Linked DNA regions of Homo sapiens: region 1 is linked to region 2. A link is a loop called in an ENCODE intact Hi-C map of the cell type or tissue named here. Cell type or tissue: gastrocnemius medialis. All regions are shown on one strand. Links, peaks and the distances in the headings refer to the core of each region. The heading gives the core; the rest is flanking DNA.

Region 1 (2,915 bases), core at 100-2,599, 120 kb before region 2:
GTGAGGTTGGAGTTAAAGTTTAATAAGTGAAAGAAGAAAGCTTTGTGCAGCAGAGAGGGGGGGCCCACCATGTTTATGCCCACAAAAGGAGAAGAAACTTTTTGGGGGGAGCCTGCTGATTATACGGAGAGCTCTCCAAAAACCCTTCCCTTGCTGTCTACCTAAAGCAAGCTGGCTAACTCCTCTCGATACCCCAACCACCTCCCTTATGAGGCTCTGACACTTGGGCTACTAACCCCCTGCTCCAAGTACCCCAGGGCTAGGTAACAGGCAAGCAGGGACAACCATGATGCGCCAGAGCCCACTGAAATTATTCAAACTAGCCAATCCTAAGCCTGTTTGCCCTGCCTTGCCCATTCCTTCCAGTGAAAAGCATGGTAAAGACTCTTGCCCACATTTTCCCTTTGCTCCCTCCGGCTTGTGACCAACCCTGGTACTTCCCCATGTGGCCTTGGATGGCATAGTATGCCCCCTTCTCTTAGGAACTGTGAGTAATAAACCTTTTTTTTTTTTTTTTTGATGGGTTGCAGGTTTTCCTGGGTATATTTTCTTTTTTTTCTTTTTTAAGGATTTTTATTTTAAGTTCTGGGATGCATGTGCAGAATGGGCAGATTTGTTACATAGGTATACATGTGCCATGGTGGTTTGCTGCACCTATCAACCTGTCTTCTAGGTTTGAAGCCCTACATGCATTGGGTATTTGTCCTAATGCTCTCCCTCCCCTTCCCCCCCACCCCTCAATAGGCCCCGGTGTGTGATGTTCCCCTCCCTGTGTCCATGTGTTCTCATTGATGAACTATCTTTTTGATGGCAATCATTTCATCCATTGGCCTCACCATACCTGAATTATGACAATAAAACCTATTTTTAAAAACAGGGTGCTAAAGTTGATAGTGACTGAGATGGCAGTGGGTGAAACATTGTGACAATGTAGGGGAACATAGCAGTAGGGTTGCAAGATGTAAGTGACAGTAATAGCAGCATTAACTAACAGAGTATAATGGTTAACAGCCCGGGAGAGAGCAGGATAATTATGATAATTAATCTCATAAGCATAAGGCTTATTGCTTCACAGAACACTTTTGCACATATTATCTAATTTGTTTCTCACAAGATATGCTTTTAGAGAATATTATTATTCTGTCTGATTATAGAATGGAATAGGACTTCTAGTGGGTTCACAGAACCAGAAATAAAATTGGAGATCACCTGATCCAATCTTCTCATAATACAATTGAGGGAACTGAGGCCCAGTGAGTGGAAGGGACTCTGGCTTTGTCTGACCCCCTCCCTCCTGGCTGTGTTCACAGATGTTCTCTGCTGATTAAGCACAACCTGATTTAGGAGCCATCTCAGAGCCTGGCAGGAGGTAGGGTAGAGCTCCAGCAGCTGGTGGTTTTGAGATCAGCCCCTCAGGCTTCTTTCCCCCTGAAGTCTGGATAACATCCCTTGGTTACTACCCAAGGTCCACCACCTCTGGCTTGGGCCAGGGCTAAGCCAAGACCCCAGGTTGGGTCCTTTCACCTCTGCTTACAACACCTTACAACAGCACCTCTCATAGTCCTTGTGACAGTGACTGAGAAGGACCTGGCCCTCCTACAGGGTAATTGCCTTTATGTCCTTGGGATGGCAGGCTAGTCTGGCACTGGGGACCCAGGCAGGAGATCCAGGTCACATGTGGTTTCATGGCAGTGGCTTGGTTACAAGTCATTTCCATTCCATTAGCCAGTTCAGAGTGGAGCTAGACACAACACTAGGGATACAGAGGCCTGAATGACTGGTCCAGATGCCTCAAGTTGCCTGAAAATGAAATTTGCCTTAGAGCCTAACGGTAGGTGGAATTTGCAGCCTAAGGAGTTGGAGATAAAGTTTAAAGTCCTCCGGGGCAGGGAGCTGGGGATGCTGCTGGAGACATTTCCCTCTCTTATTTCACAAGCACGCACATTTTAAGAAAGAACCACTGGGAGCTGGGGAATTTAAGGTACAACTGATGGATCTGACTCTGTTCAGAATCCAAGAGCTTCCATTTGAGACAAAATTTAATGGTAACAGCAAAGCTCGGTGGCAAAATAAAGTGGCCAGTGCAATCAAAGAGATAGAAACAGCAACAAATAAAAAGCACTTGAATTGTCTGAGCTAGTTTCTGCGTTATTAACTATAGCCAGGACCAGTTCAAAGTCCTGTTGATGCCACCACCGGTAATAAAATCTAACTGCTTCCTCTGGATCACCACTTTCACCAGCAAAACATCGTGCTGTATGTGTGCTGAGGACAGGGCCCAGAGCTGGTGTGACAGTGCTGGTTGGTGGGAACTCCAATCTGAGGGGTGGCTGTGGGTGGCCAGCAGGGTAGGGACCAGGGAGGCAGGAGCATGGTGGCCAATGGCTAGGTCACCAACTGGCTCAAACAGGATCTGGGTGAGCTGTGGGCATAAAGAACTATCAGGTCAGTTAACAACAGAAGGAAGCTGCGTTTTCTGATTTGCAAAGTAATCCTGAACCAGGGAAGTGGATAAGGCAGAAATGAAGGCTGGGGGTCTGAGACAGCACCAGGAAAGTTCCAGATTCCCCGGAGAGGAGCTCACAGCCCTGTGGCCTTGGATCTGGGATAGCTCAGGTTTTAAAAAATTAAATTAAATCAAATTGTGAATCAAATTTTGTAGATAGCTGCACCTGCAGAATGGTCTTTCTAGGCTTTCAAGGGACTAGGCCTCTCAGGGAAGCCCAATGGCCACCTCTCTCCTTAGTTCCCCAGAGGGCTAATGTCCATGACAGGTGGCAGTGCTGTGTCACTGGGCATGGGGTATATATTTGAGCCTCAGTGATAGTCTTTGAATTTTTTCTTCAGGATCCTGCCTCCCACCTCCTGGGATAAGAGCAAAGGGTGGGATTATAGCAAAATATATAGCAATATGA
Region 2 (2,915 bases), core at 87-2,586:
GTTAAAACCAGTCTTTTCACTGTGTCTCAGGTTTTTGTGGCCTTATTTTCCCAAATCCTTCTCAAGGCACTTTCTCATCTTCATTTTATAGTTTGGACAACTGAACCAACCAACCAGCCACCATGACCTCCTAATTGGGGTCTCATTGCCAGTTGATTCCCTGAGTCAGTCTGCTCCCTGCTGGAATGGTCTTGGGTTGACTCCTGATGACAGTAGTGTGAGCCTGGAGGCTACTCTGTGAACACATTTCTCCCCGTACCCTTCATTTACCAAACTTTAACCCTCTTGTCCTATCATCATCTTTCCCATTTTTGTTTTATTTTGTTTTGTTTTTTCTTCAGACAGACTTTTGTTCTTGTTGCCCAGGCTGGAGTGCAATGGTGCGATCTCGGCTCACTGCAACCTCTGCCTCCCAGGTTCAAGAGATTCTCCTGCCTCAGCCTCCTGAGTAGATGGGATTACAGGCATGTGCCACCACCCCTGGCTAAGTTTGTATTTTTAATAGAGACGGGGTTCCTCCATGTTGGTCAGGCTGGTCTCAAACTCCCAACCTCAGGTGATCTGCCTGCCTCGACCTCCCAAAGTGCTGGGATTACAGGTGTGAGCCACCGTGCCCAGCCCATCTTTCTCTTCTAACCTTGCCCATCCTCTAAACTGGTGTTAACAACAGGAAATTTTAGAACACACCAAAAGCAAATGTCAGTCTCCATTTGATTTGGGAATGGTAGCTGGAACCTTCATTGAAAGAGAACTTTGGGGACAGAGGAAATTTGCCTCTTCATTTAACTGCCTCTTAAGTTTTCAGACATGAACCTGATCTATACCAAACATTACTCTGACATGTGTGATGTGGGGAAAGGGGAGCAGAGGCTCCAGCCCAAGGACAGCTTTGCTGAAACAATATGCTCACTCTGTCCCCTAGTATAAGATCTGTGGACAGTGAGCAGTCATTAAGGTGCAATTATCTGCTCTGTTTTTAACAATCTGAAAATAAACTGGTTATGCCTGATTGTTGCATGCAATTCATTGGCAAACACTTCCATATGTCTGCAACAAAGTGGCACGTCTCAGACTTCAGATTGACATTTGTCATGGCTTTGGGGTTAGTATTTTGCCAAATGTAGCTGAACTTACAATGTGGTAATGATGCCACCACTCGGCAGCTCCGTGGTGCTGAATTATAAGACAGGTCTCATTACCCTAGCCAAGCCCATCAGCTAGATGATTGTGTTAGTTCTCAATTGCTGCATAACAAATTACCCCCAAACTGAAAACTTTAAAATAACAAACACTTACTATCTAACAGGCTCTGAGTGTCAGAATGTAGGAGTGGTTTAGCTGGGTGCTTCTGGCTCAGGGTCTCTTATGAAGTTGCAGTAAAGCTCTTGGCTGGGGCTGCAGTAATCTCAAAGTTCATTATGAGATTCAAGCTCACACTTACTGTACTGTTGGCAGGCATCAGATCCTTGCTGGCTGCTGGTTGGGAGCCTCAGTTTCTTGCCATATGGGCATCTCTATATCAGCTGACCTCCCCCAGAGCAAATGACCTAAGAAAGACTGAGAGAGCAATCAGGATGCAAGCTGGTAGTGCCTTTTATAGCCTAATTTCAGAAGTGATGTATCATCACTTCTGCTGTAATCTGTTGGTCATAGAGACCAATTCTAGAACAGCATGGAGGGAACTACACAGATGTGAATACCAGGAAGCAGGGATCACTGGGGCCATCGTGGATGCTCACTACCACAATGATTTAGACTGAGTTACCTAGCTTGCCCATTCATTCACTCATCCATTCACTCATTTTTTTTTTTTTTGAGATGGAGTTTCGCTCTTGTTGCCCAGGCTGGAGTGCAATGCTGCGACGTTGGCTCACTGCACCCTCTGCCTCTTAGATTCAAGTGATTCTCCTGCCTCAGCCTCCCGAGTAGCTAGGATTACAGGTGCCTGCCACCACACCTTGCTAATTTTTTTATTTTCTTTTTTATTTTTAGTAGAGACTGGGTTTCACCTTGTTGGCCAGGCTGATCTCGAACTCCTGACCTCAGGTGATCCACCTGCCTCGACCTCCCAAAGTGCTGGGATTGCAGGCGTGAGCCACTGCACCCAGCTCACTCGCTCATTTAATCAATGTTTATAGATGCCCACAAGCTCCAGGTACTATTCTTGGTGCTGAGGATCCACTGGAGAAAAAGGGCTGTTCCTGCCATCAGGGGCCTTACGGTAAATTACAATGAAGCATGAAAAGGGCCGTTGTGGGGGAAATTCAGGGTTATGAGAATGTGTGCAAAGTTAGGAATGGCTTCCTGGAGAAAAGGGCAAAGTGACATGGTAAATTACTCACAGTGCCTTAAAGGGTAAGTGGATTGGGGTGGTAGCATGGGAAATTGAGAATAGAATATTATGGGGAGATCCAGGCAGCAGGCAGGGACCCAGGAAATTTAGCCAGCAGGAGGAGAGCCTTTCGTAGGTCAGGACCAAGGAACGAGGTGCCAGCCCTGGGGGTCAGGAGGTAAGATCACGGCTAGTCCAGTCCTCCTAGCAGCCTCTCAATCACCCAACAGGTTACTGGGTCAGGAGAGCAAGCATTGCAGATAAGACGAGGGGAGCTTCGGAGTGGAGGCTGAGGCCTGGTTCCCGGAAGTGAAGAAAGGGTCATAAGGGAATGAATTCAGGGAGGCCGGTGCTTTTTTCTAAGCATTGCCCTGAAACACCTAGATCCCCTCCGAAAGAGGACCACATAGATTAGTGCTGGTGGCTGTGCCTCAGCTGTGGGGAAGGTGGTTTAGGGACAGGAACCAGGGCTGACACCTGAAGAGAAAGTTGCAGAGCAGCAAAGTTTGTCTTTGGTGCCATTGCCCAGATCCTGTCCTGCCAGCTTGGTGCTCTCATGGTGCCTCCAGGTTCCCTGGCCCAC

Evidence for each region. Hi-C counts contacts between places; a loop is a spot of excess contacts. Peaks named below come from ENCODE experiments on the same cell type or tissue, not always from the same donor. Only the 100,000 strongest peaks of a DNase experiment are listed, where the experiment ranks them.
Region 1: a loop joins it to region 2, with 2.4 times the contacts of the local background. A loop is called at or near these places in 4 of 110 quality-filtered maps.

What each region holds. Positions count from the first base shown.
Region 1 is chr3:183,618,497-183,621,411 of GRCh38, reverse strand. No RefSeq gene overlaps it. Among named protein-coding and RNA genes, the nearest start is that of KLHL24, 16 kb to the left of the region's middle. In gastrocnemius medialis, for the core only: no CTCF peak of the experiment used is centred there; a DNase peak (open chromatin) is centred at 1,631; H3K27ac peaks cover 996 bases.
Region 2 is chr3:183,501,203-183,504,117 of GRCh38, reverse strand. All of the region lies in intron 3 of KLHL6 (kelch like family member 6), which reads left to right. Among named protein-coding and RNA genes, the nearest start is that of KLHL6-AS1, 46 kb to the left of the region's middle. In gastrocnemius medialis, for the core only: a CTCF peak has its summit at 1,153; no DNase peak of the experiment used is centred there.